2 separate regions of the Mus musculus genome follow, and region 2 is linked to region 1. The links are chromatin loops, found by intact Hi-C in ENCODE. Cell type or tissue: left cerebral cortex. All regions are shown on one strand. Each heading gives the region's core, and the rest is flanking DNA. Links, peaks and the distances in the headings are about the cores only. Region 1 has its middle 16 kb from the start of Vmn1r1. Region 2 holds the start of Degs1 (delta(4)-desaturase, sphingolipid 1).

What was found. Peaks named below come from ENCODE experiments on the same cell type or tissue, not always from the same donor. Only the 100,000 strongest peaks of a DNase experiment are listed, where the experiment ranks them.
Region 2: a loop joins it to region 1, with 2.3 times the contacts of the local background. A loop is called at or near these places in 4 of 42 quality-filtered maps.

What each region holds. Positions count from the first base shown.
Region 1 is chr1:182,135,432-182,147,970 of GRCm38, forward strand. No RefSeq gene overlaps it. Among named protein-coding and RNA genes, the nearest start is that of Vmn1r1, 16 kb to the right of the region's middle. In left cerebral cortex, for the core only: CTCF peaks have their summits at 2,951 (motif pointing left), 5,167 (motif pointing left), 5,369 and 8,079 (motif pointing left); a DNase peak (open chromatin) is centred at 5,158.
Region 2 is chr1:182,281,706-182,294,244 of GRCm38, forward strand. It overlaps Degs1 (delta(4)-desaturase, sphingolipid 1), which reads right to left and starts at 1,096. Exons shown (of 3, transcript NM_007853.5): 1 at 917-1,096. The coding sequence starts at 998. In left cerebral cortex, for the core only: a CTCF peak has its summit at 6,309; a DNase peak (open chromatin) is centred at 6,359; H3K27ac peaks cover 406 bases.

The sequences.
Region 1 (12,539 bases), core at 1,926-9,925:
TGAACTCTAGGAACACCAATCGCAGGCTCAGGTAGCCTGGCTGATGACTCTACTGTGGCATAGAACTCTCAGACCTCATGCTTGGCATACAGTGGGCACCTGCCTGACATAGTAGCCCTGCTCAAATGTCCATCATTATTACTGTAGTAACATTTTTATTGCATTTAATTGTGGTTGTGTATTGTGTCGCTATGCCCACACCACCAGGCGTGTGTGGAAGTCACACAGCTTGGAAGAGTTGGCTGTCTACACCATGTAGGCCCCGGGAATTGAACAAAAGTTGTCAGGCTTGGCAGCAGGCACATTTATCCACTGAGCTGTGTCATGAACCTCACTGTCAGCTGCCATTGTAGACGCCTGTCTCCCCACCTCTTTGTGGCCCCCATTGTAGACTTATAGTACTCGCAGTGCTGGACAGGGAGGCGCAGGAGACAGAGCCCTGGGTGGGGACAAAGTATGTTGTTGCCACTTTGTCTTTTTGCAGAGTGGGCCTCAGTCTCTCCCTTGCAAAAGGGATTCAGAAGAGAAGTATTTGCATTGCAGAGAGAAGGTGGGCCCTGCCTGGATGGGAGACAGAAGGGCTGAGCAGGACACTGGTTCTGGGTCTGGGGCAGAAGTGGCATGTGGGGCCGGAAAGGATGCAGGAGGTGGATGGGGACCTTCTCAAATGTCCTGGAGCCCCGGGTTGCTCATCTGGCTCTCCCTCCCTCCAGAGCACTCAGGCCTGCCGATGCTGCTTTCCCCCTGCTGGACTGGTCCTGTCCCAGTACCAGGACCTGCTCTGCTGACACGCATGAAGGATGAATAAAAGGGATGAATCCGGGATCCATTTCAACCTCCAGGGACCTTGGCCTTGGCCAAGTCACTTGCTAAGCTTCCATTTCCTCTCCAGAGAATAAATAGCTGGCATCCCCTGGGACACAGCAGCCGCTTATGTGGTGACAGCAGAAGTGCTGTCATTGATGGTATCATGGGCTATTGGGAAGAGCAGAGAGCAGCTTTCATGCCTTGGTTTCCCCGCAGTCCGGTCATGTTAAACTTGTCTGTCCTGGCCACCCATTCCCACCAACCTTCCACAGTGTCAAGTCCTGAAGGCAGGCACTTCATCCTGCTGTGTCCTCAGGGCCTGGCCCATGGTAAGTGCTTTGTAAAAGTGCCTATTAAATGGATGCATGTGACCAGTGGCCAGCGTCTCACTCAGCCTTTCTCCCTTGAAGCACTTAGAGGAGGACGCTCCGGGGCTGGTCCGAGGACTTAGCATGTAAAGGTGAAGCCGGATGCTCTCAGTTCAGCCCCTAGAACCAGTGTGGTGGAAGAAAAGAACCAACCACCACACAAACGCTCACATACCAATAAAGAAAATGCTTATTCAAAAAAGGTATGCTTACCCTCCAGGACTTAATACAGCAACCCCACTTGGTGGTTGTGTGTGTACATGTGTGCGTGCATGTGTGTATGTGTGCATGTGTGTGTGCTAGTGTTCTTTAGTAAGCTCTTACAAGGTGTTCCCTGCGCTGTCTCAGTATTTTCAGCCTCAGTGGCAGACACCATCTCCTACGACGACGACAACATGAGTAGGTGTGCTGAGGCTTTAAGAAAAGCCATTGGCCGAGAGGCCCCACTTAGAACCCAGGGTTTGAGGGCAGCACAGGACGGTGTCCTTCCAGCCCACATCATCTCCCTTTCTAGTGGGTCACTGCCTCTGAAGCCCACAGTTAATGAGCAGTTAAAACATGTCACTCTGAGAGTCTGGCAACTGAAGCTGGGAACCAGCCGTGATGGCAGACTGAGCAAAGAACCCTGAAAGCCAAAGCCCAAGCTGCGCGAGACTCCCCCTGCTCAGGCTCTGTCGATGGTGGGCAGCAGAGGCGGTGGCGGCGGCGACAGAGGCGGCGGCGGCGGCAGCAGGGAAGCAGAGGTAGCAGAGGAGGAGGAGGCTGCGGCAGCGATGACGGTGAAGTTCAGAGGAATGTGCAACTTCCTAGACAGCTCTCAGAAGAAACTAGGCCTTGGGTCATTGCCCCACCCGCCCTGCAGGCTCCCTCTAAGTAGCTGTTTCCTGGGAACAGTCTCCTCACACCGCATTGGCTCCTGTGGGATATTTATAAGCGACATCAGAATCACGGGTGTTTTTTTCAGATAGCTGGCTTGCAGATGATGATGGTCATACCGAACTTGCTCAGCCTCGAGAAGCCAGGATGGTGGCCAGGCTCCAGTGACCTTCTAACTGGGCGGGAACTTCTTGAGTTCCCATGTGAAGGGCAGGCAGATGCCGTCAGCACCTACTCACAGATGCAGACCTTGAACCTGAGATGTGTAGCCTTACAGACTCCAACCCTCTCTTCATTCAGCTGGGGACCCTAAGGGAGTCCCCCATCTGTTAGCCAGTAGCCCCTAGAATCGAGTGTCAGGTTGCCCTGAAGATTAATGGCCCTAAAGTGCCCCCAGATGAACTCCATAAAGGATGGTGTCGTCACTGAGGGGAAAATGGAAGCCCTTACATTCAGCTCCATAATGCCCTGGGGATAGAGGAAATGAACCCAAAGATTCTATCCATCAGCCTGTGCGACCTCTGCCTCTGGCTTGCCCACACATGTCATCTGAGTGTATTTATGTCACCTTATTAGAGACTACAGCACGAACTGTATTCTTTTAAATCTGCCCTTTAAAAGCTAACGGGTCAGAGAATGAATCGTCTGTAGCAATAAAGCGGTAATATATGATGACTCGGGGAGCAGGCAGATGGCGAAAGACGGCTCTTGTCAGTCCTGGGCTCAGAATGCCGCGTGGGGCTGCCCCTGACCAGAGGACTCAGGAAGATTTGGGGATTGGGAGCGTGTATCCTGGTTGACCTAGGTGAGGTGACAGAACACAGAAAGCAGATCCACGAATCCATGTCAGGTTGCTGTCTATCAGCTTAAACTCCTGCTTCAGGGGATCCAGCGCCCTCTTCTGACCTCCATGAGCACTGCACCAAAATGCACAAACACACAACCCCCCACACATACACATAAATGAAAAATAATATACAACATTTTGTTTGTTTTTGTCTTGTTTTTCGAGACAGGGTTTCTCTGTGTAGCCCTGGCTGTCCTGGAACTCACTTTGTAGACCAGGCTGGCCTTGAACTCAGAAATCTGCCTGCCTCTGCCTCCTGAGTGCTGGGATTAAAGGCGTGCGCCACCACGCCCGGCTAATATACAATATTTTAACAAATGTGGTTGTGAAACTAGAGAGAAGGCTCAGGAGTAACACTTGCCGCTCTCTCAGAGGACCAGGGTTTTATTTCTAGCACCCACATGACAGCTCACGGCCATCCATAACTCCAGTTCCAAGGAGCTCACAATCCCTCTTCTGGGCTCTGAGGGCAGCAAGCACTCATACAATGTCCTTACATATATCAGGTAAAAAACTCATATACATTAAAATCTTTTAAAATGTGATTGTAGTGTCTCCTGCTCTGTCTGGCCAAATCCTATTCATCTGTATTTTCTACAGACTTGAATTGCCACTCTCTTCCCACTAGGTTGTTGGGGTCTGGATTTGTAAAGCTGTATCAAACTGTGTGTGTGTGTGTGTGTGTGTGTGTGCAAATACACTGTGCATCTGCACACATGTGCATGCTTGATTGAGTGTGTGTACTTGATCTTTCATGTTGGAGTCAGAATTGGGAAAATAAAAGATGGTGGGAAGGGGGACCCACCCCATCTCTCATCTCTGGGAGGGTTGGGCTCACTGCTAATCAAGCAGCCCCCTGGGGTGGGGGGAACTGTGGTATCTGAGCTGCCACCATGGTCCCTTAGTGCCAGCACTTCAATTCATGGCTGAAGCATTCTACACACAATCACCCCAGCATAGAGGAAGACTGGCCATGCAAACGTGTACAGGCTGCCTTTCGGAGCCATCCACTCCACCTCCCAAGGGCTGCTTCAAGCCTTCTCCAGCAGCCTCTGCTGCCAGGTTCCAGTGTTGGGATGTCCTCAAAGAGCTTGTTTCCCTGGGCTGAAAGTATCTCTCTCTCTATTCTGATGTTTGTCGAAGAAAGAGGTAGAAGAGACTGTGGACAGGCTCAGTCTGACGGTCACTGGGAATGAGTGGCGTCATTGTTGTGAAAGATGGCGTATGCTTTCGCTTGTGAACTCCCCTTCTTGTGGTAGACTGGCCACACCTGTCATTTGTGGCTGCCATGTGTGTCCAAACCATTTGCACATGTGCTCACAGTTCCCCTCTGGTTCTGGGTGCTGAGCCTTGGGGGTCAGGGAGGGGTCCTGGCTCATGTTCCCGCTAGACCTACTATTCCTATGGACTGGAGGGTCCCTGCGAGAAGGAGACTTGGGTGACAGTGTCCCTGTGAATCCCTATTTCTGGAGACACGGCAGGTCCCTTGCCCATGTCGGTGAAGCTGTATGTAACCTGGGCCTTATGCCTTTGAGGACATTTGTGACCTTGCTGGTGCCCCACCTGCCCACCTGCTTCTCCAGTGGCTGGCGACCCGTGTGTCTCACTCCCAAGAGAAACCAACTTTGCAGAAGCACACAGGCTCCAAGGTGCAGGAACTGCCTTGACTCAGTCTGAGACAGATCTTGCCCAAGCTGAGAAAGAGGTTGGCCCAGGCAGTATTGCCTTTCCCCAGTCAAAGTCCAGGCTGGGCGATTAGGACCGTGGGCTGGGCTATGCTGATCCCACTGGCCAGGCTGGCTGGGGAAATTAGCATAGCCCACCTGGCAAGGGCAGGGCAGGCATCCAGCCACCCTGAGGCGTGGGGCACCCGAAAGTCTCAGGGAGAACAGGAGCCACTGAGCTGGAGAGAGGGAGAGGTGAGCTGGGTTCGTGGCTGTAACGGTGCTGGAAGACCGGTGCAGCTTGACCCCAACCTTGGCTCGCTTACAAAATGATAGATCAGCGGCCAGAAAGCTATTCTGGAGTCAGAAAAGATCAGGAAGGGGCCTCCTTCTAAGTAACTTCTGGCTAAACAGGGTGACCATCCCTTAGCCATTTTCCACTCGAGCCCTCTGAGGCAGAAGCCTCCTACGGATCCAGCTACCGCCCTTGGCATTGGCATAAGCCAGGTGACTGCTCCAAATGAGCTGCTCCCTCAAGGCTCTGAGTTGCAGATTGGGGCCCCGGGTGGGGCTCAGAACACACTTATATCGCCACCTAGTGGGTACAGCAGGAACTGCAGCCCATCCTCACTCTAGACAGGGTTCCCAGAGCAACCCAAGACACAGCCATGAGATACTGGACTTAAGTAAAACAACAACAACAGAAACAAATGAGGCTCTGGGAGGTGAATTTTCCAAAACTAGCTGCCAGGCGGCAGAGCCAGACTGGAAAACTGCTCCTAACACTGGACAATGTTGCTTTTCCTACTTCCTACTACGAAGGAGGGTAGATGTCTTTCTGAGCTACAATCACACACCACTACCTTCCATATGGAAGCCGTTGTTCATGCATTTGTTTATGGCTTACCAAGGTATGCAAGGCACTGTGGTGGTCCCCATGGATACAAGGAAGGTAAGAATTCTTCCCCAGGGAGCCACTGAAGAGGCAGACAATAAACCAGTAAGCGAGCACACACAACTTCAGTCCTGGAGAGAGAACATTGGGTGTTGGGGAATCTCACTTAGATCTGTGAAGGAGAGCCAAGCTGATCCCTAAAGGTCACAGGGTCACTGTGCTCAAATTTGGGGGAGAGGAACATTTGGTGAGGAAGCTCAGAAGTGTGGAGACCTCAGAGTGGGTGATGTGCCATTCCCCAGAACAATAGGGTGAGGAGCTGGAAGGGAGGAGTGTGCTCATGCAGACCCTAGAGGAAGCGAGGGCTGGGATTCCCAGTAACAGGACACTGGGGGGACGACACAGGGGACTCATCTGGCTTGCGTGTCTTCTAGGAACTCCACAGGGGCAGGAAGGATGGGGTACAGTGGGGCCAGGTTGGCCAGAGAGACTCCGGGATAGACATGACCGTGGGTCGGAGACTTTCAGAACGCAGTAAAGCAACGTATTTGCCAGGGATTCTCTGTGCCCTCTGAGTTTGTATCTGGGCCGGCGCCTGCTGGCTTCCACTGCTAAGGCAGAAAGCCAGAGCTGCAAGGATCGTAGTCCTGGATGATAAATGATGCTCACTGGCTGTGACTTCAATCCCTTTCATACTGGGTCCCTGAGCCACCACAGAAGAAGTCAATGACTGCCATGTTGTGAGGAAACACCAGGAACACGTAGCAGCCATTCTAGTCCACAGTCCCAACTGGAGCCCTCTCCGGATCTCCGCTTCTGGCCGTCTCATCAGTCACCCTAGCCCTCGAGGCTAGCGCACAGAGGCAGTGGGCTCAGTGGCCCGTGTGTCACCGTGCCTGTGCCCTCTCTAGCTGCCAAGTCCGCGCTCTGTGCTTCCTCCTTTCTCTCCCCAGGTTCCTTTCTCCCCACGGAGACAGTACCAAGGCCCGAATGGCCTCCTCTAGAACACCTCTCTGACGCACCCTCTCTTCCCAATACGTGCCATCAATACCTTAGAGGAATGGGTCGTGTGTCACAAACATTGTGGGATGTTTACCACCTGGACAGTGGGGCAGATCCTGGGAGCAGACCAGGATGTCAGAGCAAACACTTTCTCGGAGAGGCGAACGAGAGGAGCAGGAGAACAGCACAAGGTTGGGAATCACACCAAAACAAACAGCTGGGTGAATAAACCCCTTCTCTACCCTCCAAGAGCAACTCGCTTGAGGATTGATTTGATCATCAAGGCCAGAGGTGGCACGGTGGTATGCCAGCCTCTATCACTCAGAGCTTCAGCCTGTTAACTCAGCTAAACCCCCGACAGTGCCAAGAGATAGGAATTGTTATTGTTAGCACCATTGTCGTTGTCGTCGTCGTCGTCATCGTCGTCGTCATCATCACTCTGCGCCACTGCCACCACCATCATCACCACCATCATTTTTACAGCAAGAGGAATGTGAATCATGGAGGGATTACATAAATAAATAAAATTAATTAAATAAAGTCCTGAGTTCCCACAGGACAGAACCTTGACAATTTTTTTTTAAAGCTCTGGTATCAGCTATTGAACTTTTAAATATCCCATGTAATAACTGAAAGATTCTGTCACTGAAATGGAAAAGATTGTATGAGAGACCAACGTGGCTCTGTCAGCCAGGTTCGCTGATATAAAATACCTGAACTGGATCAACTTGTAAGGCAGGGCAGTCTGTTTATGCTCCTTGTTTCAGAGAGCACAGAACATCACGGTGGGAGCATGCAACTGCGGAAACAGCTCAGCTCACCGGGTCTGGGAGGGCAGGACTTGGGAGGTGGAGGCAAGAGGACCTTGAGTTTGAGGGTAGCCTGAGGACGAACTTACACCCCCGTCTCAAACAACCCAAACCACCAAGCAAAAAACCTAAAACCCCAACCATGACATCGCCTCCCCCTTCTTCACCTCTACCGCTATCCACAGCACCCGCACAGAGCTCCATCACAACACGACCACGCCTTTCGGAAAACACCACGCTCTTTCAGGTTGACTAAACCTGGGTGAGTGAGATTCCGGCTCTACCACTCTTAGTTTTCTGATCCAAGATAGGTTGACTTGTGGAGAGTTCTCTGCGCTTACGATGTACAGGTCGTCTAATCTTTGGGGGACTTGGGTTCCCTCCAATGCAGGGAAGGAAATGGATTCAAAGACACAGAGTTTTATTGCTTTGTGACTTAGTAGGACTCACTGCAGGCAGGCAGGTCCAGGATCTCTCTTCCCATTGGCGCATTCTATTTGGAGCCAGGATCTCTCTTCCCATTGGCACATTCTATTTGGAGCCAGGATCTCTCTTCCCATTGGTGCATTCTATTTGGATCCAGGATCTCTCTTCCCATTGGTGCATTCTATTTGGAGCCAGGATCTCTCTTCCCATTGGTGCATTCTATTTGGAGCCAGGATCTCTCTTCCCATTGGCGCATTCTATTTGGATCCAGGGAAGGAAAGAACACGGATCTTGACTTGGTGCCAGTTCCATTTTCAGCCAAACTTCAAGCGTAGGCGGGTCAGGTGCATAGTTGTTCCTTGCTTTGGCGCCGCCTGCTGGAGACAGAGACAAAGTCGCTTAAGGCCCAGGAGTTACATTATGTTGTGGACAGACATCCAAACCCCTCTACAGTCAGCTATTGCTGTCAGTGGGGGCTCTGGAAAGGTTGAAGCTCTAGCTTCATCATTTACCATCACTCTGAGGCCGGTGGAAAGGAAATCACCTCTCTTTGCCTCTGTGTAGCTGTAAGCTTTGGATTGGCTTGGTTCTCACTCCTTGAGTTGTTCAAAGGTCTGAGATATGTTAGCTGAGCACTTACGGTGCCTGGGAAACAGTGAATGCAGTGCATTATGGGAGCAAGTGGTGGAGCTAAGCTGTTCCCCTCATGCAAGCCAGGGTCCCAACATCCTCATTTTCCCACTGGCCAAGGTTCCTTCCACAATGCTGTACCTCCCGTAGGTTGTACCACTTCCGACAGTACCACGGGACAATGCTCTACCTTCTGAGGTCAAAGCTTTCAAACAAAGACGTGGCCATTGTGGGGGACATAGAAGATCCAAACTACAGCACACTCCAACTAAAAGGAGAGCACCGTTTCTCCCTCTGAGCTGTTTTAGCTCTCATGGTTACTGACCACATTCTGGCTAGGCTCCTGCTTCTCACTGCCTGACATTTCCCCTGAAGCATGCTTCCCCAATTTTAACAGGATGCAGCCCCCCCCCCACACTGCTGCTTCCAAGAAGACAGTTCCTGACACTTATCCTTTTTAGGGCACACTCAAAAACCCTTTGACTACAGCATTATTTCTTCTCTAATTTATTCCCAACTATATGTTACATATTAACTTGTTGATTCCTCCTTCTCCTCCTTCTTCTACTTTTTTGGTTTTTTGAGACAGGGTTTCTCTGTGTTGCCCTGGCTGTCCTGGAACTCACTTTGTAGACCAGGCTGGCCTCGAACTCAGAAATCTGCCTGTCTCTGCCTCCCAAGTACTGGGATTAAAGGCGCGCGCCACCACCGCCTGGCTAGAGATGCAGTTTTTTTGTTTTTGTTTTGTTTTTTATCTGATGGGAATCAGAGACAGAAGAGCAGGTCCTTGGTGCTCTCTGGGCCTTGATTCTTTTCAGCTCAGAGGTGGGGCCAGGTGCTCCAGCAGTGAGTCGGTGTCTTGTCGAAAGGGAGCTGGCCCCTTGGTTTCCAGAAAGGTCCACTCAGGCTTCAAAGGCAGGATGTGAGGAAATGCCTTGTTTTCAAGTTGAATATGAACCCAGCACATACGAATTCTGATCTCTTGGGAGGACCTCTTTGTGACTGAGAATCAGGCTCTCAGTGACTGTCCTCTGAGGGTCCGCATTTGAACTTAGGGTGTGAGGGTGTGGCTAAACCCACTTTCATGTTCTGGGTCTCCTAGGACAAAAGCAAGGATGGTTGGCAGATGGTGTACCTGCTGTTCCGCACTGCCTGGAGGAAGGAACAGGGGCATCTGACCAGAAAAGGGACCGGAATTGTGGGCTCTCATGTGGAACGTGACAGAAAGGATGAAGTGTAGCCCAGGCAGGCTAGGGCCTGCCACGTGTCTTCAGCAGCTTAGTATGCTGCTGTGTCCTGAACAGCTCCTGAGCCAGGCTGGGCAGTGCTGAGAGCTCTTGCTTATGTGTACCCTGGAGCTGCTGTTAGGATGGCTCATGGTTAAGTTTCATTCTAAATTGGTTATAGTAAAATTGTACGGAAGGGGAAGCTTTCTGGATTTTAGAAACAAATCCCCACGGACTTCCAATGACCCAGTTAGAGCTCCCTCTTGGCTTGTGAGCCTACTGAGGGGCTATCAGGTTAAAGGATTTTCTGTTTGGTAATTTTTCACGAAATTTCCTCTCCCCTTCTTTGAATGTGTATGAATATATGTGTGTGCATGTGTGCCTGTGTCTCTGTGTGTGTGTGTCTGTGCATGTGTGGCTGTGTGTATATATAGAGCTGTATATATGTGTGTGTGTCTATGTGTCTCTGTGTGTGTGTGTGTGTGTGTGAGTGTGTGTGCCTGTGTATATGTGTGTCTATGTGTGTGAGTGTGTGTGTGTGTGCCTGTGTATATGTGAGTGTGTGTGCCTGTGTATGTGTGAGTGTGTCTCTATGTGTGTGTGTGGTCAGGATGTCCTGCAGGAGTTCTGTTAGCATGCACAGGGCTGTGCACTCCCTCGAGTTAAACAGAGCCCACAGCCCACCAGGGGGAGGCCTGAGCAGGGTGTTTTCTGTGTAACAGTCCAGGCTGTCCTAGAACTCCATCTGTAGACCAGACTGGCTTCGACCACACAACCTGCCTCTGTCTCCCGAGTGCTGGGATCAAAGGGGTGTGCCGTCACAGCCCGCTTGCTAATGAAGACCAGATGCTGCTAATGGCCTGAAAGATCCTGACAGAATGTAAAAGGTCACAGAAGCCCTGAAACTGGCAAAATAGATTTAATTGTTAGCAGAACTAGCTTCACTGATTTAGAAAAATAGAGGTGCACAATGCTCTGGCTGCTCTTTGAACACATGTGTCTGCCAATGTTCTGACCGTTCCTTGAATCCATGTGTGTGCCCACTGCTGCACCTCACTGCCAGGTGTTTGTGATATTGGTTGCTGAGAAAGAGTCAGAAAATCTCCCCAGCAACCACAGCTGGGGCCAATCCGGGGTGCATCTGCACCAGACTCTTTCCTTGTACCCCTCCCATACCCATTTCTTGAGAAATCATTTTAGAATAGACATTGTTTAGATTGGGAAATCCCCTATTCCCCTCTTCTCCTTCCCCCCCCCCCTGAGGGCCTATAAAAACTGGGACCCCTTCCCCCTCGGGATCGACTCTTCTACCCCTGCATGGGATATGAGTCGTCCCCAGAGCTCTGGCTTTCCCCGAATAAAGCCTCCTGTGGTTTGCATCAAGTTTAGTCTCTCTTGAGTTCTTGGAGGGTCCACTATTATCCCGAGACTTGAGTGAGGGTCTCCCTTCGGTGGTCTTTCATTGGGGGCCAAGAATGCAAACTGTGAACACAGGCACAAACGCGGAGTCCATAGGTGCTACCCTAATGTTGCCACCATGGCCCTGTTCCTTTTTGCTGAGTTGTTGTAAACCTCACCTCTGAGCATGCTGTCAGCGGTGAGGGGACAGAGACAGGGCTACACATTGTCACCCTGAATAACCTTAAGAGTTCCTCTAATGTTTTAGGAGCCTCCACTCAGGCCAAACTGGGATTGGTGGCTTCAATGCAAAAAAGAATTAAGCCAGGCGTGGTGGTGCACGCCTTTAATCCCAGCACTCGGGAGGCAGAGGCAGAGGCAGAGGCAGGCGGATTTCTGAGTTCGAGGCCAGCCTGGTCTACAAAGTGAGTTCCAGGACAGCCAGGGCTATACAGGGAAGCTCTGTCTCGAAAAACCAAAAAAAAAAAAAAAAAAAAAAAAAAAAGAATTTCAGGCCCAGGCAGTTTGAAGCAGTGTTGAAGATCTTTTTAAAGATATCTGAGGCTAGGACATTGTGGGGTAAGGAAAAAAGAAAGACTCACCCAAGTGTGAGTGTGGGCTCCCCAAGGGAGTGTCACAGCAGTAAGCATGTGTACGTGTGGTTCCCAAGGGACATCTTAGAAGACTGCTTTCCCCTTTTCCTTTTGACACCTGGGACTGTGAGGCTTCAGGGGCAGCTCAGTTGGAATTATAACTTGGTCACATAAAACTAGATGCCATTAAAGTTGTTCAAGGGATTTTCGGGGCGGGGGGAGGTGCATGCCTTTCTTTGTAGAATCAGGTTTCTGGTGGATTCCTAGAAGATTCCAGAAGAGAGGAAGACGGTTCTTAATTGTGAAGGAATTCTTGTTGGTTTTTGTTGTTGTTGTTCTTTGGGTTTCTTGTTTTGTTTTGTTTTGTTTTGTTTTGTTTTCTTTCCTCGTGAGAGGCTTTAGCCAGACTTCTTGATGTCACGGTTAGCTTTAGTTGTCACCTTGACAGCGAGTTCCCAGCAAGCAGAGAAGAACCACAGCTGAAGAACTGCCGTGATCTGATTGGCTCTGTGAGGTGTGTTCTTAATTGCTATTTGATGTAGGAAGGCCCCACCTACTGTAGGCGGTGCTAGTGATAGAACCTAGTGGGGAAACCCCCACTCAATTCCCGATTCGGCGGGCACCCAAAGAATCATGAAAAGGCCTTGATGTAATTACACGAGGTCGTTTAATGACGGAGCTCCGGACCGACATGCATCCCACACAGGAGATAACGGATGTCGGCCACGAGGCTCGAAAGCTAGGGGGTTTTATGGGGTAAGGGGTTTAGGGGTGTGGAATTCAGCATAGCGACACACTACTGCCTTATTCAAACATCAACAGAAAAATTACATGTACGTGCAGGGTGTCAGAGTTCTGTGAGTTGTTGTCTCAGTTCAGATAGCCCTGTTATGTCCTCACATTCCTCTTTATCTTTAAGGTTAAGCTGTTCCCAGGAATGTTTTAACTACGGGGCATACCCGGGTTTGTTTTTCTTTTTTCTCAGTCCCAGGCAGCCT
Region 2 (12,539 bases), core at 2,080-10,079, 150 kb after region 1:
AGAAAGAGTGTGAAAATGGTGGATATGAGGCAGTTCCTCATATTAAAAGGCCTTTCATTGATTCTCTCAATTAAATCAAAACAAACAAACTAAAACAACTTTCTATATCTAGCACCAAGAAAAGAAAAAAGGCAGACTCTTTGGCTGCAGTCTAATTATGAAGATGTTGGAATCTTCTTAAACATTACTTCATCTTTTAAAATGCCGGCTCAGGCAAAGTACTGGAAAGGAAAAATTGAACTGGTTCATATATGCAAAGCTCATACCCAACAATTTGTCCTTATTCTTAAGAGCAGCCTACGTGGGATAAGAGACCTCTCTATCTCACGTGGAAACCCCCCCTCCGCCCCCCATACTCTCCTAAATCAGGCCTAGCCTGTCCTAAGGTCCGGGAGGCTAAGCTGCGCGCCTTTCCTATGCAGCCGGTCCCGCAGATCACTGGAATAAAAACTCACAGGAGCCATCCGGTCTGGGAAGCCTAGGGTCACCCGAACCTGGTCCCCCGCTAGGCCTGCAGCTGACTGGACCACGTGATTGAGGCTCCCGGGGCCGGGGATGCCCCTGGACCACGCCCTGAGCCAAGCAGGCGTCCGGGCTCGAGCCTACCGCTCCACCAGGAGCGGGGGTCACCCTCGACTGTCGGAGCAGGAGGGGCGAGTCCGGATCGCCCTACCTGGGGACCCTCAGCTCACAGGCCGGCGGAGGCCTCCAACACATGACCATCGAAGGGCTAGCAGCGAGCGGCGGCGCGCTGATCCCTCATCCCTCGGTTCTCCCGCCCGCCCGGAGCCCGCGCCGGCGGCCAAGCAGCGGAGCGGCTGGAAGGGGCCGCGGAGGCCGCGCTCGCACGGCGCGCACGGGAGGCCGCTCAGGGCCCGCACGCGGCCACGCGCACATAACGGGGTCCAGTCTTCACCTAAGATCTCCTTGCGCCGGGCGGCGTGGGGCTGGTCCGTGTAGACCCATTCGAACTCCTCTCGGGACACGCGGCTACCCATGGCTGCGGCCTGTGGACCCGCTCTGCCTCCGGCTCGTGTCCGGACGGCGGCAGCTCGAGGCCCGGCTCTAGTCGATAAGCCGCGGGGACGCGGGCAGAGGCGGGGCCTCAGGCCACGCCCCGCAATGACCACGCCCCTCGTGGGAGGCGATGGGCGGGACCTGGGTCGGCAGCCAAGAACCTTGTAGGCTCACGAAGCCTGGGAAAAGGTGAAAAGAGAAGGAAAGATTTGCGGCTGGATAAGGCTCTCGCTTTAGCGCCTCAGTGGGTGGAGTACATGGGGTGGCTACCTCTCCTTGAGTTCGGAAGATCACTGGCTTTGATTAAGTGGCAACGAGCCCATATTTCGCTTAACTTTTAATAGCAAATTATCTGTCGAGCCCTGTTTGGTTGCCTTCTGGAACTAAAACCTCCAGAGATTTGGAGTGTGTGGCAACTAAAATCTAATTTTTAAAAAAGTTTTTTTTTTCTCTTTGCTTTTCTCTCCCCTCTCTCCCGTCTTCGCCCCTCCTCACCCCTCCCGCCCCATATGTTTGCTTTTGTTTCTTGAAGTAGGTTCTCACTACCTAGCCTAGGTTATCCTCCAGCCGGTGGGCCTGCCCTTGCCTCCCAGTGGAATTTCAGACTTGTCTGAACAATGCAGTAAAGAAAAGGGAAGGGAGAGATGGGGTGGAGTTGGTGGTTCTGATGTTTCCCTACACTAATGGTTGCTCAATCATGCATCTTCCCGTGTCACAGAAGTGATCACCCGCAACTTCCTGTGGGAGGCAGGGGAGATTTGATTTCAAAATGCCTATCATTTCTTCACTTACGAGGTTTAGGGATTAGAGGTGTGGCACAGAGTTGGAGCACGGGCCGAGCAGGTGGATGGACTAAGAGCCCTGGCTTCTCCGTGGAGCCTGGAAGTGAAAGGAACTGCTAATTAAGATTAAGATTACAGGATTAGGGATTAGCAGACCAGATGACTTTCCTAAAGAAGCCAAGTGGTCATGAGTATAAATCAGACACAGACACACACCACTGCACATGCATACCACAACGGGAGAGGTGGGGACACAGAGAGACAGACATCCAAGTCTGACAAGTCTTGGAAGTACAACTGCTCATGTATAGAAAACTACAAACTACAGAGGAATCTGCTAAACTATGGGATACCATCAGCAAGATCTCACTGTAGGAAACGATATGGGAATTTTGTGTTCTCTAATAAAGGAGAAAAAAAAAACCAACAAATTAACAGGGACTTAAAGGATAAACTAGCCAGCTGTGATGTATCAGTCTTATTTATTCTGAAGGGTTAAAATGATGTGATGTTATTTAAAGATCTATCTATCTGGGTGCAGTTGCTTTCAGAGGCCAGAAAAGGGTGTCAGATCCCTTGGAGCTGAGTTACATGCCGTTGAAAGACACCCCACCTTCCATGGGTGCTGGAAACTGAACTCTGCAAGAGCAGTAGGAACTCTTCAAATACGGAACCATCTCTCTAGCCCCTGATGTGATGCTATTTAATTAAAGTATCATCTGGGTAGGTGAAGGTATTAAGAAATTCTTGCCGGGCATGTTAGCCCAGTTGTGTGTGATCCCAACTGAGCAGAAGCCTAAGGCAGAGATCACAAGTTCCAGGATTGCCTTGGTTACAGAGCAAGTGCACCGATAAAACCCAGCCTCCTCCATATACACACACCCAACACAGATAAAAGACTTGAGACAGAGTTCAATGATAAAGTGCCCAGTAAGATGCTGGGTTCAAAACCCACCACCACCAAATAAATAAATTAAACAAATAAATAATAAAAAGAAAAAAACCCAAAACCCCTATGATTTTTTATAATAGTGCTTTTCTCCCAGAGGTTCACACTAAAGGAGAAAATAAGACAACTGAAGTAAAATACATATTCTAGCTATATTGTGTTGTGCTATGCTATGGTACTGCCTAAAACTGTAAAAGGCTGGAGCAGAAAGTGAATTCTGTCCATGACAGGGCCTCTGACTGACACACATATGCCTAGGGCCTGGAGCAACGAAGGCTCTTTAGGGGTATAGCGGCCTGCAGGTTGGGCAACAGACTCCAGCCATGCAAGCTCACACTGGAGTTGGGTGTTTGGTGATGCCGGTGATACTCATGTTCCTGTAAGTATCACCAAAGAAATTGTTGGTGCACTGTTGTAGTTTGAATATGTTTGGCCCAGGGAGTGGCACTATTAGGAGGTGTGGCCTTGTAGGAGTAGGTGTGGCTTTGTTAGAGGAAGTATGTCACTGTGAGGGGTGGGCTTTGAAAGACCTTCCTGGTAGCTGCCTGGAGGTCAATCTTCTCTTGCTTGCCTTCAGAACAAGATGCAGAACTCTCAGCCCCTCCAGTGCCATGCCTGCCTGGATGCTGCCATACTTCCTGCCTGGATGATAATGGACTGAACCCCAATTAAATGTTTGCCGTTATAAGAGTTGCCTTGATCATAGTGTCTCTTCACAGCAACAGAAACACTAAGACATGCGCCAAGCTGGATAGAATTATTTATTTGGGTTGCTGCTGTTTCTCTATCTGGAGTAAACAGAAATAGCTTTCCCAGAAGTCTCCCAGCAGCCATACGGTGAACTTGACACATTCTTTCATATAATTTTAAAAAGAATTATTTATTTCATGTATGTGAATACACTGCAGCAGTCTGCAGACACACCAGAAGAGGACATCAGATCCCATGACAGATGGCTGGGAGCTACCATGTGGTTGCTGGGAATTGAACTCAGGACCTCTGGAAGAGCAGTCAGTGCTCTTAACTGATAAGCCATCTCTCTAGCTCTCTTTCATATAATTTAAATGTTTCCATTATTTGTTTGTTTGGTTGGTTGGTTGGTTTTGAGACAGGGTTTCTGTGCAGCCCTGGCTGTCCTGGAATTCCTCAAAGTCAAAAAATCTTCCTGCTTCTGCTGCCCAAGTGCTGGGGTTAAAGGTGTGCACCACCACCCAGCTGCCCTCTCCTCTCCTCTCCTCTCCTCTCCTCTCCTCTCCTCTCCTCTCCTCTCCTCTCCTCTCCTCTCCTCTCCTCTCCTCTCCTCTCCTCTCCTCTCCTCTCCTCTCCTCTCCTCTCCTCTCCTCTCCTCTCCTCTTTCCTTTCCTTTCCTTTCCTTTCCTTTCCTTTCCTTTCCTTTCCTTTCCTTTCCTTTCCTTTCCTTTCCTTTCCTTTCCTTTCCTTTTTCTTCTTTTTCAAAATGTATTTCTTTTGAGCCATGGTCTCATGTACCCCTGGCTGGTTTGGAACCTCTGTGGAGATCAGACTAGCCACAAACTCCCAGAGACAGCCTGCCTCAAGAGTGCTGAAATTTATAGCATGCCGCACCAGGGTGGGCTAAGCAGTTTATTTTTATGTCATTTCAAAAGCCACTCAGTTGAAATCTAATAATGACACTGGCAAGCATTAGCCTATGGGAACTGCTCCTGTAGAGAGTTGAGAGCATCTTACATCCCAGTCGCCTGCTGGCATCCTGTGTGCCATACGTTCTCCAGTCTGAGTCTGCACACCAACCTATCTCCCATACAGTCCTCTTTCTTCCTTCTGGGGGTCTGGCCTCTGGGGAACACCTTCCCTTGGCTGAGTTACCTATCCAGGAGGGGTTCAACAGCCTTCTGTAAGTTGGTCTTTAGGCCTGTGGATTTAGATACTTCACTTAACAATTAATTAGTTGCTCATCTAACTGCTTAATCTACATACTGTAAGAGGGTCACCCAGGAAGCTTCACACTCTCTTGTTTTCCCAAGAAAGCCAGACAATTATTCATGCTTCTGTCTCCCAATTCACCCTCCGTGTAAGGGGAAAAGTATGTTGAAGAAAAAAATATATATGATGGCCTTAACAAAAACCAGAAAATTGGTTTGATAAAAATTAACTGTCTTTGACATCATCAATGTAGGAAATCTAACAACTGCATTTCCGGAATAAAATAAAAGAATTTTGCAAGACAACTTGGTGGAAACTCATGTACAAAACTACTTTGTAAGCCAGGCATGGTGGCACATACGTGCAATCCCAGCACTTGGGTGCTCCGGAGAGACCAGGGGTTCGAGTTCAGCTATTTAGTAAGTCTGAAGCCAGCCTAGAATACAAATGTCTCAAAAATGGATTTTATTTGTTTTTTTTTTTTTTGTTTTGTTTTGTTGTTGAGACAGGGTCTCATGTAGCACACACTGGCCATGAAGCCACTATGTAACTGAGGTTACACAAGGTTAAAATGGTAACACTCCATCTATTCGAAGGTCACTGATGGAGTTGTGGTGTTCAAATCCTCAGGGAAAGACCAAAGACTGAGACTCAATTCATACTTAGAGTAAATGAATTTACTTCTGACTGGTAGGAGAAAGAAGGCAGCCTTAGAGCCAAACAGCATGTCATGTGGAAGGGAGCTGAAGGAGGGGTTTATAGAGGTGGACATCTAAGGTGGACATCACAGTTATCTATGAACTCCACAGCTGTCTTACCCTCCTTGGTTGTCTCTCTTCTGCTGTAATCAAAAGATGGCTTCATTCCAGAGCAAGTGGTTAAATGCCTCACAGCGGGAACAGTATTATGCTATCCTGATATCACCTGCAGGTAGGATGTGAAAGCCACCCTTGGCAGTGCACATCTGTCCCCCCTGTACTGAGAATGTAGACGTGTGATCAGGAGTTCAAGGCCACCCTCAGCTCTATAGCAAGACTGCGGAAGAACAGGACTTCAAAGGAAAGTCAAGACAAACCATAAGGTGTGGGGAGATATTTCTCATGCTGTGGTCAACAAAGGACTCGTATCAGGAAGGGCTGGCAAAAAAGACTCAGTAGGCAAAGGAGCCTGCTGCCAGGCCTGATGACCCGAGTTCAATACCCAACACTCTCCTGGTGGAAGGAGGGAGAGAAATGACACCTACACATTGTCCTCTAACATGGATCTCTCTCTCTCTCTCTCTCTCTCTCTCTCTCTGTCTCTCTCTCTCTCTCATACACACAGACACACACACACAGACACACACACACGCTAAATCATGATAAAATACACGAGCTTCTAAGAACTGGTAAGGATAATATGGGCAGCAGAGCAGGAGAAAAGAATGAAATGAAGAATTTAGCAGAACAGGGAATGTTGTAAAATCTCCGTCATAATCTAACTAGAGAAAAACAGAAGGACATTGCTCAAAACTCATCTACTACACAAGGAATCTATTACAACATGCGGATTACGCAGCTGACGGGTTGAGAGCCAAACAAGGGACAGAGAGGACACTGTCCCTGGGTTGGAAGGCCTCCTCCTCAGTAGGAGACAGTAGGACTTCAGCACCACCCAGTGACAGCAGAGCCACAGAGGGCCTGCTGGGAGGAGTTAGCGCAGGGAGAGGATGGGAGAAACCCCTGGTTTCTTCTCGCTCCCCTTTCTTTCCCATTAACCAAACACAGACTGAATCCAGCTGAGGGGGGACCATGAAAAACTTCACGGAAGGCCTGCCTTTCTGCAGCACAGGGCAGGAAAATCCAGAGGAACAGATCTGAGAACCAGCAGCCACGGGTGAGTGCAAACTGTCCGGGGTAGTGTGGGAAATGTGTCTTTTCTGTAACAGATACGACAGAGGAGTTCAGTTCTAAGTAGAGAAATTTATTGTGGCTCACCGTTCCATCAGCTTTCAGCCATTCTTCCTTGATCTGCTGAAGCACAGCATGTCATGGAGCACACAGCCCAGGAGACTCTTGTCATGACAGCCAGCAAGGGGAGTGGGACAGAGGGACAGAGACAGACAGACACAGAGACCCAAAGAGAGACAGAGACACAAAGAGACAGAGATTCTAATAATCCCTTCAAGAATTTGCTTGAAACTCCAGACTTTTAACTAGATCAACGAGGTTCTGCTTCCTAAGGAGCTGAGGACCAAGCTGTCAACAACAAAGGGGCCTTTAGAAGAGAGTCAGCCAACTGTTCCAGACAAACTCACACTACAGCATGCTTAAGAAACTCACTTCCAGAGTGGAGGTATAAGAAGCTCTTTGAACACCCCTCCCCTCCACCCCAGTGCCTTCAGCAGAACTATAATACAGAACTGGGTGTGACTCTGGGATCTGTAACAGGTGTCTTCGTGCCTTCTTACATATCTAACTGGGGGAAAAGACAGTGGGCCGACCACTGGCTGTGCAGAAAGGTTCCCTGAATGCTTTGCTCTGTGCCAGACTCTAAGCATGTGGGGGGTGGGGGTGGGGTGAAGGTAGTGAGGGTTGATGGTGCTGGGTATTGTTCCAGTCTGGGCATTATGAAGACTTCAAACTTGATCCCTTGGACCCCCCAAAACCCTGAATGCATGCAGCTCCTTTGGTCTCTCCAGGTTGGAAATACTTGCATTGCAAAATACTGTAGACTTTATTCAGAGGAAGTCTTCTCAAAGAATGGGGGCTAAACAGATCTTGGCTATTCAGGGAAAACAGCCTGCCCTGTTTAACCTGGCTGATCAATAGAGCGTACATCTGCATTCTAAATGTGTGCATTACACAGATGGAAGATATACAATGCCCCCAGAATGGGGAGAGAGAAAATAAAAAGTCTCCAGAAATGTTCTGGGAATACACAGAAAAATATGTAAATATTTATCTCAGAAAAGTTGAATCTCAGCAAGGAGAGTGACTGTCCCTGACATCTGAGCCAACCCCCACTGGACAGAACAGAGTCTGCATCCCAGGCAATGTCCTGTTCCTTCAGGTAACCCGCATGCCCATGCGTTCACGCTCCTGCTTCCCCATGGCGACCCCCTTTCTTTCTATCTCACCTCCTTGTTCCTTCCTGACATCCCAAGCCTGGGGACCTTTTCTCTGTCCCCTCTCTTCTTCCTAGCCCACGCTGGGGGCATCTTTTTTTTTTTTTTTTTTTTTTTTTTTTTTGGTTTTTCGAGACAGGGTTTCTCTGTGTAGCCCTGGCTGTCCTAGCTGGAACTCACTCTGTAGACCAGGCTGGCCTCGAACTCAGAAACCTGCCTGCCTCTGCCTCCCAAGTGCTAGGATTAAAGGCATAGGACACCACTGCTCGGCCGGCTGTGGGCATCTTTATTAACCAATCAGATTAAACTCTTAAATTTAAGAGGCAAGGTTCATACAACAAAAATTGGTGAACTTGAGGATTTGCTCTTCTTGGGGACAACCAGATCTTGAGATACAGTCTTTTAGCATTGGAATACATAGCAGCCACCAGACCAGCCCCAATAGTTTTCAGCCAAGAACTACAATCTCCCTGGAGGGATAAGATTGCCAGTGAGTCCAAATTGCAGTTGCTAAGTTCCAGGGAGGTGGAGCCAAGCAGTCAAGTGCTCCTCTCACGCCCCCTGCCCTGATTCAGTGGAGGCTCCACACCAGCAGTGCTGGACTGGGAACAATCAGATTCATCTTCTCACCCTTTATAAATCTTCACGCTTTATAAAATAGGGATGTCCTGCAGAAAGGAAGTAATTGCTGCTCTTGCCTTTAGGTTCAGAGCAAGAAGTCAGAGTTTTACCCACGAGAAGAGGCAGACCCATAGACCCAGAGGGGCTCGGAGGAACATCCTAAGGAACAGATCCATTTCCAGATAGCATTGAGGGAAATTCTAGTATTCTAAGGATATATGCAAAAAACAAAACAAACAAACAAACAAACAAAACCCCACCCTGTACATTTCAATAGTTATTCCCTAAGATATCTCAATAAAAGCTTCAAAGATAGTAAATAAAACCAAGGAGAGGAGGGCACTCAGAGTTAAACATCTGTGATTGCATGTAGCCATTGGGGACCTCGGCTGGAAATTGTTTACCTCTTGGCGGTTCTCAAGCACGTCGGGTTTCTCCCCGGGCGGCTCTGGTTTACTTTCCTTCACAGAGTCAGGACAAGGATTTCGAAGAAAACTTTTATACAAACAGGCTCAGACCTGGAGCAGGCAGGCCCAATTTCAACTCCAGAGCCAGCCTTTTTAGTGGAATAGAACAGCATAAAATCTTTTTAAAAATATTATTCATATGCTAGTTTAGTGTGGGTTTTACTCCTGTCAACAGACACCATGACCAAGACAGCTATTATAAGGACAACATTTAATTGGAGCTGGCTTACAGGTTCAGAGGTTCAGTCCATTATCATCGAGGTGGGAGCACGGCAGCATCCAGGCAGGCATGGTGCAGGAGGAGCTGAGAGCTCTACATCTTCATCTGAAGGCTGCTAGGAGAAGACTGTTTTCAGGAAGCTCAGAGTTGGGTCTCTAAGCCTACCTCCAGAGTGACACACTTCCTCCAAGAAGGCCACACCTACTCCAAGAAGGCCACACCTCCTAATAGTGCCATTCCCTGGGCCAAGCACATTCAAACCATTATATTTCCCCCACTTACACCCCATAAGGTTGTTCAAACACATGAGTCTATGGGGACCATACCTAGTCATAGAATAAATGCTAAAACATTTAGTCCGACTTCAAAAGTCCTCATAGTTTACTATAGCAGTCTCAACAATGTAAAAGTCCAAAGTTCAAAGTCTCTTCTGAGATTCATCCAATCACTTAGTTATAATCTCCAAAGACAGGAAACCAGATGACTAACTCCAAACTCTGCATCTCCATGTCTGATGTGAAAGTGTGGTCTTCAAATCTCCAACTCTTTTTTTCATCTTTGTTGACTGCAACAAACTTCTTTCTCCTGGGCTGGCTCCAGTCTCTGTTAGCAGCTTTTCTTGGCTCAGACCCCTCAGCTCTGGCATCTCTAATATCTTGGGGTCCCCAAGTCAACTTCAACTTTACAGCTTCTTGTTCCAATGTCTGGGATCCACATGTTATCTTCTGGGCTCCTCCAAAGGGCTTGAGTCACATCTCCAGCTCTGCCCTCTGTAGCACTCTAGGCTCTGTTTGATTCCACTCTACTAATGCCATTCTTCTTAGGGGCCATCCCATGGTACTGGCATCTCTAATATGCTGGGGTCTACCGCTGCAATTAAGCTTCACCAATAGCCCCTCATAGGTTCCCTCTATGGTGCCAAGCCTCAACTTTTTTTGTATGACCCCTTCCTTTTGGGCCTTCAACTGTAACTGAGGCTGTACCTTCACCAATGGTCTTCCCTGGCCTTTCACAGAGCCAAGCCTCAGCTGCTCTATAGGCTCTTACACATTACCAAGTTCAGCTACTAGCATGAAGTCCAACCTTGGCTGTCTCTGGAACATAGCCTCTTTGTACTTTCAGATACATATCTTCATATCTTAGAAGATTTCACCTCAGTGATTCCTGTCTCTTCCTAATCACCACAAATTTCTTAGCTCCAGCTAACCTGCATCAATTGTCTCAGTAGTCCTTTATATTCATGAATCTAAAGACAGAGCCGTGCTGGAGAGATGGCTCAGTAGTTAGGAGCACTGACTGCTCTCCCAGAGGTCCTGAGTTCAATTCACAGCAACCACATGGTGCCCCACAACCATCTGTAATGGGATCTGATGGTCTCTTCTGGTGTGTCTGAAGATAGTTACAATGCATTCATATAAATAAATCTTAAAAAAAAAAAGGCAGAGTCACATGGCTGAAGCTGCTGAGTTCTGCTGTTTTCTGGAACTGCAACATGACTCCCTTGTTCTGTTACATTATCACCAGCTTCCTGTTTTCCCACTTCTTCACTGCCTATGTTTGACTGTTCTGGAATTTGCACTGTAGGTTGACCTTGAACTCAGAGATCTGCATGGGAGCCAACTCTTAGCAGAAAGCGGCTGTCATCTCTGCAGCCATCGCGGGCTAGTTACTTACAGGTGGTCCTTTTCCACCCTGATGAGAGACTTGCTTTCCTAGCCTGATGTTTTTGCAAGAAGCCCCCCACAGCTGAACACACTCTGATAACATCTTGTCTTTCTCCTATACATCCTGGACTGTGGTTAAGTGTCTCCAGCTGCACTCCCCAGCTTGTGCTTATATATACCCATAGTTGCCTTCCAATAAACGAGACTTGAGACTTGAGCAGACAGTCTTGTTTCTATTCTTCATGTCTCTTGCCCCTCCGTCTCCACTCTTTCTCTTGCAGACCTCGTTGACTGACCCACGGATCGGGTCAGCTGTGTCTCCTGAATGCTTGTATTAAAGGCCTGTATTACCATACCCTGACTTAAGCTTTTCTTCAACTAGAACTTTCTCTGTCCCAGGCTGGCCTTGAATTAAGAGATCTGCTTGCCTTTGTCTCCTGGTAATAAAGGTGTGTAACACCATGCCTGGGCCAAAGCTTTTTGTGGCCACTATTCCTCAAGATCTGGATCAATAGCCTATGTCTTCTGGCATTAAGATCTGGATCACAAGTCTTCTCTCCATTTCTGTATTGTAGTTCACTTCGGGTTAAAAGTCCAAATGAGAAATTCTGTTGGGAGAGAACTGGTCTCCTAGGAGTGCTGACACACCTGAGAGCACAGGTGAGACCACCACTTTTGCTCAAATTCCTGGCCCAAGAGGGACCCAGTGAACATAGTGGAACATGTGTCCTTATTACATGTTAGAGCATCTTCTGAGTATATGCCCAGATGTCCTTCAACAGAGGAATGGATACAGCAAATGTGGTTCATTTACATGACAGAGTACTACTCAGCTATTAAAAACAATGACTTCACAAAATTTGCAGGCACATGGATGGATCTAGAAATATCATTCTAAGTGAGGTAACTAAAGAACACACATGGTATGCACTCACTGATAAGTGGATATTAGGCAAAGAGCATGGAATACCCACGAAACAACTCATGAAGCTCAAGAGGAAGAAAGACCAAAGAGTGGATGCTTCAGTCCTACTTACAAGGGGGAACAAAATAATCAAGGGAAGTAGAGGGTGGGAGGGACTTGGGAGGAAGAGAGAAGGGGGAGGGGAAAAAGAGGGGCAGAATCAGGTATGGGAGGAGATAGAGGAAATGCACAAAGGGTCAGGAAATTGAACAGAGGTGTGTAGCAACGGAGGATGGGGAACTGGGGGTAGCAACCTGAAAGTCCCAGATGCCAGGAAAGCAAGAGCCTCCCAGGACCCCACGGGGATGACATTAGCTGAAATACAGGGAGAATCTGTCGAGACCATATCCAGAGGTTAAGCATGGCCACCTGTTTTAGGGTTGGGGCCACCTACCCATTTCCAAAGTTTTAACCCAGAATTGCTCCTGTCTAAAGGAAATACAGGGACAAAGAATAGAACAGAGACTGAAGGAAAGGCCATCCAGAGACTGCCCCATCTGGGGATCCATCCCACATGCAGGCACCAAACCCAGACACTTCTGCAGACACTAAGAAGTGCTTGCTGAAAGAAGCCTGATACAACTGTCTCCTGAGAGGCTCTGCCAGATCCTGACCAATACAGATGCAGATGCTCATAGCCAACCATCAGACTGAGCACAGGGATCCCAATGGAGGAGTTAGGGGAAGGACTGAAGGTGCTGAAGGAGCCTTATCTGGCATCAGTGGGAGAGGAGGCCCTTGGTCCTGTGAAGACTTGATGCCCTGGTGTAGAGGAATGCTAGGGCAGTGAGGCAGGTGTGGGTGGGTGGGTGGGGGAGCACCCTCATAGAAGCAGGGTAAGAGGGTA